Regions from separate parts of the Homo sapiens genome. Here region 1 is linked to region 2. A link is a loop called in an ENCODE intact Hi-C map of the cell type or tissue named here. Cell type or tissue: prostate gland. All regions are shown on one strand. Links, peaks and the distances in the headings refer to the core of each region. The heading gives the core; the rest is flanking DNA.

What was found. A loop is a pair of places that touch in the nucleus more often than their neighbours do. Peaks named below come from ENCODE experiments on the same cell type or tissue, not always from the same donor. Only the 100,000 strongest peaks of a DNase experiment are listed, where the experiment ranks them.
Region 1: a loop joins it to region 2, with 3.0 times the contacts of the local background. A loop is called at or near these places in 2 of 110 quality-filtered maps.

The regions. Positions count from the first base shown.
Region 1 is chr2:106,083,227-106,088,608 of GRCh38, forward strand. No RefSeq gene overlaps it. Among named protein-coding and RNA genes, the nearest start is that of ECRG4, 20 kb to the left of the region's middle. In prostate gland, for the core only: a CTCF peak has its summit at 2,310 (motif pointing left); a DNase peak (open chromatin) is centred at 2,325.
Region 2 is chr2:106,028,222-106,033,603 of GRCh38, forward strand. No RefSeq gene overlaps it. Among named protein-coding and RNA genes, the nearest start is that of ECRG4, 35 kb to the right of the region's middle. In prostate gland, for the core only: no CTCF peak of the experiment used is centred there; a DNase peak (open chromatin) is centred at 2,510; H3K27ac peaks cover 1,180 bases.

The DNA.
Region 1 (5,382 bases), core at 128-5,127, 55 kb after region 2:
CATCTAAGGAAAGTGTATATAAAATCACATCCAGCATTTCATTTGTTCCCATTGAGGGGTTTATTCACATTAATTTGTCATACTGCTGGAGACAGAACTCCTATTTGGTCATTTATTTCAAACCAAACATTCTTTACCTTTTTTGTCTCTGAAAATCTTTAAGAATAACATTTGTAAATGCATAAAACCAAGTACACAGGATTACAAAGGAAATCAATTATATTGAAAAAGTTTACAACCTTTTAAAAGACAAATTTACGAGATAGTAATAAATGTGTTTCTTCACGCTGTAAGTAACAAGACTTACTGGTAGGTCTACAGCTATTGTAATTTCAAAGTAGTGAAAGTAAATGACATTTTGAGACAATTGTAACAACTATAATGTGATAATATATCTGATTTCTATATGTGGCAGAATCCCGGCTAAGAGCTATTTCCATCACAGTTTGTTGTCTACATTTATCATTGAAGAAAAGGCTAAATTTGAGTTAGGGGTTAGTAGAAACAAAAAGGTTCATTTTTTTTCCCATTCAAGTTCATGAGACCCCTTATTTAAAGGGATTTCCATTCCAGTTCTTGTAATATATCCAGAGTGAAAGTTTCCAGTTATTCTTAGGATAAAGATGAAAACCCTTGATGTGTTTATGAGACCTGGCCCCCTCCCTACCTCTTAATATTCCTGTTTTCAATCTCCCTTGCTCTGCACTTCAGCAAACTCTGCTAGACTGTGAACCCCAGGAAAAGCTCACACCTGTTTCTGCTCACTATAAAACTTTCAGAGCATATTATAGAGTCTGTCAGAGTAAGTGAGCTTTAATACGTGTCGAATGGATCCTGACTACACAAAGGAAGGATCTAGTCTCATGTTTACATATGGATCTAGTCTCATTTTTACATATGAAGAAGATGATGGCCAGAGAGGTTGAATGCCAGTCAGCTCCTGGGATACAAGGTGAGTTAGGAACAGAGCAGGGATTACGACTCAGATGTGGACATCTTTCCCACACCACATTATTCCTCTCCCTTGTCCCCACCACCCGTTAGCTTATTTATGCCCCACCACAGCAGGGTCTCACCTTCTCCCTCCAAAGTATGCCTCTTGGGCCCGGAGTTTCTTGAGCCTATACTTGGTTTGGCAACAGCAAACTAACATTTTCTCCCACTCAACCACTGCCCTTGCAGCTAGCTGCCTGTGAACAGGAGTGCATTGTGACTACAGGTGCAATTTCAATCCTGTGAGGTGTGAAGCTTGTTTGTTTTCGGAGACAGGGTCTCATTCTGTCACACAGGCTGAAGTGCAGTGGTGCGATCATCGTTCACTGCTGGCTCCAACTCCTGGGCTCAAGCCATCCTCCCACCTCAGCCTCCTGAGCAGCTGAGACTACAGGTGTGTGCCACCATGCCCAGATAATTTATTTGTTTGTAGAGACAGGATCTCGCTATGTCGACCAGGCTGGTCTTGAACTCCTGGTCTCAAGCGATCCTCCTGCCTCAACCTCCAAAGTACTGGGATCACAGGTGTGAGCCATAGTGCCCGGCAGTAGTTCATTGAAGCTTGGCCAGAGACCCTTGGCCATGAGCTTTTCAAATCATATCACCTGCTCCCCTAAGGGCCCATTTTTAACAAGCAGCACTGTATTCTTCTGTGGATCAGAATTACTGACCAGCATTTTGTAAACCAGACATTTTATATAAAGCTGATTCTTCAACAGAGGACAAAAACCCCTACTGTAATATACTGACCAAGAGCCACAGATTAAAGACAGAAAGACGGCGTGTGAACAGGCATTGCTATCCCTACCGCCATCTTTTTAAAGAGAAGACTGAGTCCCGGGGAACCCATGCTGGGGACGTCAAGCCTAGAAGAGCAGAGTCCAAGGACTGGACTGACTGCTCGTCTTCAAACATCTGAAGGGCTGTCAAGAGGAAAGTCTTTGTCTTGTTCTTGGAGAGCCCCAAGGGCACAACCAGGCCCCATGAGTGGCTGCTCAGTGAAGCCAATTTTTGCTCAGAATTCTGATAATGGAATGGGAGCTTCACAAAGCTAAGTGCTTCCAGCAGGGCGAGTGAACAGTTGTAAAAACTGTTTATAGAAATTCCTGTGTTTGAAGATGAAAGTTTCTTAAAGTCTGAGCCATGGGATACCCAATGGTGATTTTCAAGTACAACAGCAACTCACTGCTCCATCCCTGCTGAGGCTTTAGGAAGAGATCTAGTCCTCGATTCTTCTGAAACTTTCACTAAAATAAAACTAGTGTACAAACGTAAGGAGTGGTGGCAAGGCTAGATACAGTACGATCCACCGCCCCCTTCAGGCTACAGACAAGTAAACGAAGGCTCTGGGAAGGCAGCTGACTTGCCTATAAACCAGGCCGATGCTTTTCTAGTAGTTTCCTGATCTACCCTGCTTCTCCTGTCAGGTTACTGCAGCAAACAGGGAAACAGGTAAGCACAGTTGGGAATTGGGATTTATAAAGAGTTGTGTCTTTCCAGTGAGGTACATTTTTTTTCTGCCTGTGCCTAACACACCTAACATAAGATGACCTGGAGAGAGAAAAGCACAATACTATGTCATTGCACCTCCCTCAGGGTTAAAATGGAACCAAGAAGCCCACGCAAGCAGCAGATGTAGCATCTATGAAGAAAGTGTGAGTCAGAATCCACTTAAAATGATGTGTCGTACCTTTGATGTGATTTGGCACTTTGCTGCTGCTTCTGTTGTTTTTAAATTGGGTTCTCTCACCTTACTCTTTTTTGATTTCGAGTTCCCTTTCTCTCCTCGCTGAGAAACAAATTTTGTGAAAATAAACTGGGACATGGGAAGCATCTATTACCGAAGACGCCCAAATGCAGAGAGGAACCCCATTGAGTGGGTCCTTCCTGCACTGACAACGGATGGATTTTGCCTCCTGCCATTTGATCATGGATTTGGAAATAAAGAGCGTGGTTAACTGTCCAGGGTGACCTCTCCAGCTGCCCAGCATGCTCAGACACAGTTGTTCTGGGAGGTAATGAAGAAACACCATATCACCATTTCTGCCTCACATTTGCATATTACATCACTGCAACCTATCACCTTTCAAAGGGGGAAAATAGGTGTTATCACCTTTACCCATATGTATTTTCATTTTCAATGACAAGCTTTTAACACTTAATGAACAAAATTCCATTTTTAGTGATTATTACCAATTCCTTAGTCCTTTTCAATGCCTTTTAAGTTTTCCTCCCTTTATTTAAACCTAATCTTTAAGATTCAAGCTTTGTCAGATAGACAACAGGCATAAAGCAGAGACCATAATACAGGTGATTTTTCAGCATTATTTGCTATGGTCATGAGATTTTTTTCTTTAGCCTATTAAAATGATGGATTATATAAAGATTTTCAAATATTGAGCTAGTCCTTGCATCCCTGGAATAACCCCCACTTGGTAATAATTCCTTTTATATACTCCTGTATTCAATTTGCTAACATTTTATTAAAAATTTTTGCATCTGTACGAATTTGGAATACTGGTCTGTATTCTCTTGTGCTCTTTGGTTTTAGTATCAGGGTAATATTGGCTTTATACAAAGAGCTGGGTAATGTTCCTTTCTCTTCTAGTTTCTGGGAGAGATTGTATAGGATTGGTGTGAATTCTTTAAATGTCTGGCAGAATTCTCCAGTCAATCTCAGAGCCTGGAGTTTTTTTTTTTTTCTTCAGATTTTAAACTATGAATTAAATCATTAAATAAGCTATTCAAATTACAAATGTCATACTGAGAATTTCCTAGGATACGTTTCCTAGGAATTTGCCCATTTCATCTGAGTTTTCAAATTTATGTATGTAGAGTTGTAGCTAGTATTCCCTAGTTATCCTTTCAATGTCTATTAAGTGACATCCCTTGTTTCATTCCCATTAATGGTGTTTTCTGTTTTGTCAGTCTTATTAGAGGTTTGTGGCTTTTATTATTTAAGGAGCCAGTAATTTGTTTCACTGATATTCTCTATTGCTTTTTGTTTTCAATACTGATTTCTGCGCTTCTTATTTCCTTCCTTCTGCTTGCTTTGGGCTTACTTGGCTCTTCATTTAAATTTCTTGAAGTACAAGCTCAAATTATTGAGATTTCTTTCTCCTCTACTGATATTAGAATTTTAGTGCCACAAAGTTTTTTCTCAGCACAACTTTAGCTGCATCTCACAAATTTTGACATTTTTATTCAGTTCAATATATTTTCAACAATTATTGAGACTCCCTCTTTGGCTCATGGCTTATTCAGAAGTGCGTTGCACTGTTTCCAAGTGTTAGGAGATTTTCCTGTTATTTTTCTGTCGCTGACTTCTAGTTTGACCCCATTGTGGTCTCTCAGTTTTATTCCAGTTCTTTTAAATGTGTTGAAGTTTGTTTTATGACCAGGATATAGTCTACCTTGGTATATGTTCAGTAGGCACTTGAAAAGAAGGTGTATTCTGCTACCGTTCTGTGAAGTGTCGTATAAATGCAAATTAGATCCTGTTGGTGGTTACTGAGTTCAATATCCTTGCTGATTTCCTGTCTAGTTACCCTATAAATTATTGAGAATGGTGCTTAACTCTCCAACTATAATTTTGGGTTACCTATTTCTCTTCTAAGGTCTACCAGTTTTTGCCTCACATTTTTTGCAGCTGTGTTACTTGTTGCATGCACCTTTATGATTGCTGGGGTCTTTTGGTTGGACTGATCCTTTTATTATAATGTCATGTTCCTCTCTGACCTTGGCAATTTTTTTTCTTTTTGCTCAGAAATTTATCTTATTTAATATTAATGTAGTCACTCCTGCTTTCCTCTGATTTTTGCATAGTATATATTTTTTTATCCTTTTACTTTCAACCCACATATATTGTTTTCACTGAAGTTTCTCATAGCATATAGTTGGGCCATTTAAAAATATACTCTGCCAATCTCTTAATTGGTGCTGAGACCATTTACATTTAATGCAATTATTGTTATGTTAAAGTTTAAATCTGCCGTTTTACTTTGTTTTATATTTTCATTTTCTCTTCCCTGCCTTCCTGCAGGTTGTACTTTTTTGGCATTCTATTTTATTTGTGCATTTGAGTACATTTCTTTGTATAGCTTTTTTTGCTGGTTGCTCTAGGTATTACATTAAACTTACCAAAAATCTACTAGTGTCAACTTTTGCCCATTTGGGTGAAGGATAGAAATGTTACCTCCCTTTACCTTCTGATATGTATAATATAGTTGACTATTTCCTCTACATAGACAGTCACATGAGAATGTTACAATTTTTGCTTCAAACTTCAAACATAATTTAGAAAACTTACAAGGAAAAGGAAAGCCTATTGCATTTATTGATATTTTCATTCTATGTTCTTTCTTCCTGCTTGATGCCACAAGATTCCTT
Region 2 (5,382 bases), core at 256-5,255:
ACAACACAGTGAAAGGTTTTTTCCTTGTCTGTCCTGGTCGAAAGAGGAGGCATGGCTCTCCTTAAAGGTGTGACTTGGACCTTGGTTTCCACTATCTTTTGCGCCTCCATCATCACTTGGCCTCTAGGCTTGCCACACAAGAGGATAGAAGGCGTGGCACAGTATGGCCACACCTCTGCTCACACCTCTGTGACCTATTTCCTGCCATAAAAGTTACTATCTCACTAGCTGGCTCCAGCCTTCTTGGAGAACCAACTCTCCTGGTTAACTGCTAAGGGAAGGTGAGGTACAGAGGGCATGGGTGTTGGTGGGAGACCAGGCAGCCACAGAGGTGGCCCCAGTGCTCTGGCTGGAGAAAATGAGAGAAGTTTTGCCTTGCTTCTGAAAGGGAGGAAATAGTGAAAGGAGTTGGCCTGATCTGGTGAACCTGGGGCTTTTCAGGGCAGGGTGAGGGTGCATGATGGGGGAGAATTGCCTGGTGGAGCTTCCAAAGGGGTTTGAGGACATGTACATCTCAGGTTCTATGGAAACTTGCTTGTCTGCATTGGTGTGATATAAGCAATCCTGTTTCCTCCAAATCTTCAGCAGGGTTTATTACATACAAAATTACCACCATCCTGCCAGGTTCCAAGTTGTAAGCAACAGAAACCTATTCTGGCTAGTTGAGGAGCAAATGCATTTGGTAAAGGGTATTAGCTGGATCGAAGAACTCCTGGGGACCAGAGAACTGGGCTGGAGACTTTATGGTAAACGGTCATGCCCAATTCACCCCAGAATGGGCCCGGTGGAGCCCACACTGTGGTCATTTCTAGCATAGATGCTGCAGTATGCACCACCATCTCCTTGGAGGCAGGCCTCCAAGGCCACCTCTGTGGCTGCCTGGTCTCCCACCAACACCCATGCCCTCCGTACCTCACCTCCCCTTAGGGTTAACCAGCCGAGTTACTTCTCCAAGACATCCGGAGCCAGCTGATGAGATAACCTTTATGGCAGGATATAGGCCACCTTGCCTAAGGTCCTGCCACTGCTCTCTCTGAAACCTGTGTGTAGCTGCCACCACCTTCACCAGTGTCACTACCCCTGATTCAGGGTCTCTGGTGATTTCATCTCTCTGTTTCCCTGGGAGACTTGCCTGAGCCCTGGAGGCAAGAGAGGCTAGCACAGCAAACCAGCTCCACAGAGACTCCCAGGTGTTCAAGGTCTCAAATCTAGGAAGGCTGGATTAAAATGCATGATAAATATCTGCTCTGTGACTCTATGTGGAAATCAAAGAAGAAGCTGTATTTTTTTTTCTTTTTAGTCTGAGAAGAACAGAGATTTGGGACCTGACAGTATATGAACAGGAGAAGGAGTAAATCCTGACACACCCCACCACTCCAATTTTCCCAGCAAAAATCTTGGGCAGGGTGTGGACATCCACAGATTGTAGAATGAGGTGTTAAGCATACTCTGACCTACATCTCATGGAATAGATGGGTCCAGGTGCTGTAATCTGATCAACCCCCTTCCAGTAAGAAAATGCCTTAAAACTTCCCTTTGAAAATAAGAAAACTACCTAGATAGAAGAAATTATCCCAGCCATAGGGAACTAGGCAGCATATTCTGTTGCCTCTTATCAGAGTCTGGCCCTAACTGGCTGTGTGTCTGCAGGCAAGCCATTTAGCCTCTCTGGGCTTCTGTTCAATGAAGGGCTCTGGGGGATTTCTATCTATTATTTTGCACTCAGCATTCACAGTTTAGTCCATTCACTTCAGGGAAACTTTTTTCCTGTACTTTTTTGAGATATAATTTATACAAAGTGCACAATGTAGTGTACAGCTTGATGACTTTTTAGGCGCACACACACACACACACACACACACACACACACACACCCCTCATGTAACCACAACCCTGATCAAGATATGAAACATTTCCCACATCCAGAATGTGTCTTTGCGTTTCTTCCAGCCAATACCCCACACTCCAGGTTTAACCACGGTTCCGACCTCTATCACCATGGCTTCGTTTTGCCTGTTCTTGAACTTCATATAAAATAGAATCATACAGTGTACTTTTGAACGTCTGGTTTCTTTCATATATAACATGATACTTTGAGATCCATCCGTGTCATTTTAGGTAGATTTTAAAAACTGCAATTGAAAATTCTGGAATAGAAAATTATTCCTGGCTTTTAAAAATAGACATGCCATGTACAGGAAGGATGGGGAGATTTTCTAGGTCAGCAGAGGGTGCAGCGTTGTCTCCTCTGAGACCGGAGATCTTGATTCAAGCTGCAGAATGTGATTCTGTGGCTGATCCAAAGATTTTATGAACAGTGAGTAAGGCAAGGAGGAAGGGGAGAGGGGAAAGAGCGGGAAGGGAAGGGTGGGTGAGGAAGAAGGCAGGGGTGCTGGGGAGCTGCGGGAGCTTGCGCTTCCTTTTCTGGCATCTACTGTTCTCTCAGATCAAGTACAGTTGTGTAAACAGATCTGTGCCTGGAATGTAAGGAAGGAGGGAGGGGAGCCAAGTAAGTCAGAGACTGCTGGAAAACAGGAAGAACTTGCCTGAAATAGACTAGCTCGTGCCTTCAGGATGGGACTCCTGGAGAAGCCATCAGGCCTGTGAATCAGGCACAGCACAGTAGAAGCACTACCTGGCATTGTGCTGTCCAGGCCTGGGGTGGCACTGTCCCTGTCCGGGCCCCTGTACTAAGTAGTCGAGTATTAATGGGCTGGCAGAGCAACTAGCCAAGCAGAGGCCCCCGTGGCTTAGGGGCTCATCTTTACTCAGCGAGATGAGTGTGGGACTGGCGGGGACTGTCCCTTCCAGTCCCCACTCGTCTTCCCCTCCCACTCCACCCCCAGCCAGCTGCTCTCAGCATCAGGGTGTTGAAAACTTGCATCACACTACATGGAACGTTGTAATTGTGAAATAGTTCATGAGAGATGGAAGGTGGACTTTTACCTTTGAATCTTTGTTCATAAACAAATGGTGCTGTACCCAGTGGGAATTCCACACCATCTCCCAATGCATCCCATCAGTAACAGGTTTTTGCCTCTTTACCTGCGTTTCTCTTAACTGTGATTATTATTTTTTTGAGATAGGGTCTCACTCTGTCACCCAGGCTACAGTGCAATGGCATGATCTCAGCTCACTGTAACCTCTGCCTCCTGGGCTCAAGCAATACTCCTGCCTGAGCCTCCTAAGTAGCTAGGATGACAGGTATGTGCCAGCACGCCCCACTAATTTTTGTATTTTTTTTTGTAGAGACAGGGTTTCACCATGTTGTCCAGGGTGGTCTGAAACTCCTGGGCTCAAGCAATCCACCCGCCTCAGTCTCCCAAAGTGCTGGGATTACAGGCGTGAGTCACCATGCTTGGCCTAATTATTTTAATGAAGTATTAAAAAATTATTTTTTGCTCTGACGAAAGCTGATCTTGTATTCTCCCCCATTCTCTGTTCACTTTATTATTTCCTTACAGGCCTTAAGCAACTGGACACTTCTGTTTACATACTAACAAAGTCCATGGATTCAGGTACACTGAGGAATCAGTTGCTGCTGTTTCCATTAAGACTTTTGGCCTTGAAAAAATATCTTTTAAAAAAATAATTTAGACTTTTTTTTTTTTTTTTGAGACAGAGTCTCGCTCTGTCACCCTGGCTGGAGTGCAGTGGCCCAATCTCGGCTGGCTCACCACAACCTCTGCCTCTAGGTTCAAGCGATTCTCCTGCCCCAGCCTCCAGAGTAGCTGGGATTTCAGGCATCAGCCACCACGCCCACCTAATTTTTTGTGTGTATTTTAGTAGAGACGGGGTTTCACCATGTTGTCCAGGCTGGTCTCAAATTCCTGACCTCAAGTGATCTGCCCATCTCAGCCTCCCAAAGTGCTGGGATTACAGGCGTGAGTCACCACACTCGGCCGTAATTTAGACTTTTATTTTAGATTCAGGGGGCATATATGCAGGTTTGTTATATGAGTATACATGTGTGATGCTTAGACTTGGGGTACAATTGATCCCACCATCCAGGTACTGAGCATAGTACCCAATAGTTTTTCAACACTTGCTGCCTCAGTTTCTTCCCCAGTTTCTATTGTTGCCATTGTTTTGTCCATGAGTACCCAAAGTTTAGCTCCCACTTATGAGTGAGAACATGTGGTGTTTGGTTTTCTGTTCCTGTGTTAATTCACTGAGGATAATGGCTTCCAGCTGCATCCATGTCGCTGCAAAGGACACGTAAAATCTTATCTTTAAAAAAAAATGTCAGCTGGGCACGGTGGCTCATGCCTGTAATCCCAGCACTTTGGGAGGCAGAGGGGGGGTGGATCACCTGAGGTCAGGAGTTCGAGACCAGCCTGGCCAACATGCTGAAACCCCATCTCTACTAAAAATACAAAAAAATTAGCCAGGCATTGTGGCGGGCGCCTATAATCCCAGCTACTAAGGAGGCTGAGGCAGGAGAATTGCTTGAGCCCCGGAGGTGGAGGTTACAGTAAGCTGAGAACATGGGCCACTACACTCCAGCCTGGGCGTCAAGAGTGAAACTCCATCTCAAAGAAAAAAAAAAAGCAACATCAAATCCAGGGCCAGTGAAAAATTGTTTCCAAATTGGCCATGCTCCAATGTGGATTTTTAAAAGTGGAATGAACAACAATGGGACACAAGTATACATCTATTAGAATGGCGAAAATCCCAGAAGCTGACAATGGCAATTTCTGGTGAGGATATGGAGCAACAGGAAGTCTCATTCACTGCTGGTGGGAAAGAGAAATGGTACAGCCACTTTGGAAGACAGTCTGACAGTTTCTACAAAGCTAAGCATACTCTCACTATATAATGCAGCAATTGCACTCCAAAGTATTTACCCGACTGATGTGAAAACTTATATCTGCACAACAACTTGCACTCAAATGTTTATAGCAGCTTTATCGATGATTGCCAAAACATGGAAGTAACTGAGATGTCCTTTAACAGGTGAATGAATAAGCAATCTATGGTATATCCATACAATGGAATACTATTTAACAATTAAAAAGGAATGGACCCTCAGTCCAAACAACAATGTGGATGAATCTTGAATGCATATTGCTAAGTGAAAGGAGGCAGCATGAATAGACTGCATACTGTATGATTTCATTTTATGATATTCTAGTAAGGGAAGAGTTACAGAGATAGAAAACAGATTTATGTTCATCAGGGGATTGGGGAAGAAGAGGGGAGGAATAGGGAAAGCACCCAGAATTGTTTTACAGCCGTGAAATTATTTCATAAGGCACTGTAGTTGTGGAGACATGACACTATGAATTTATCAGTTGGGAGATTGGTAATCCCAGGATGGAATCCAGCCTGTGGCAAAACAATCTAACTGTATTACAATGTGGCATAACCTCACTGAAGGAG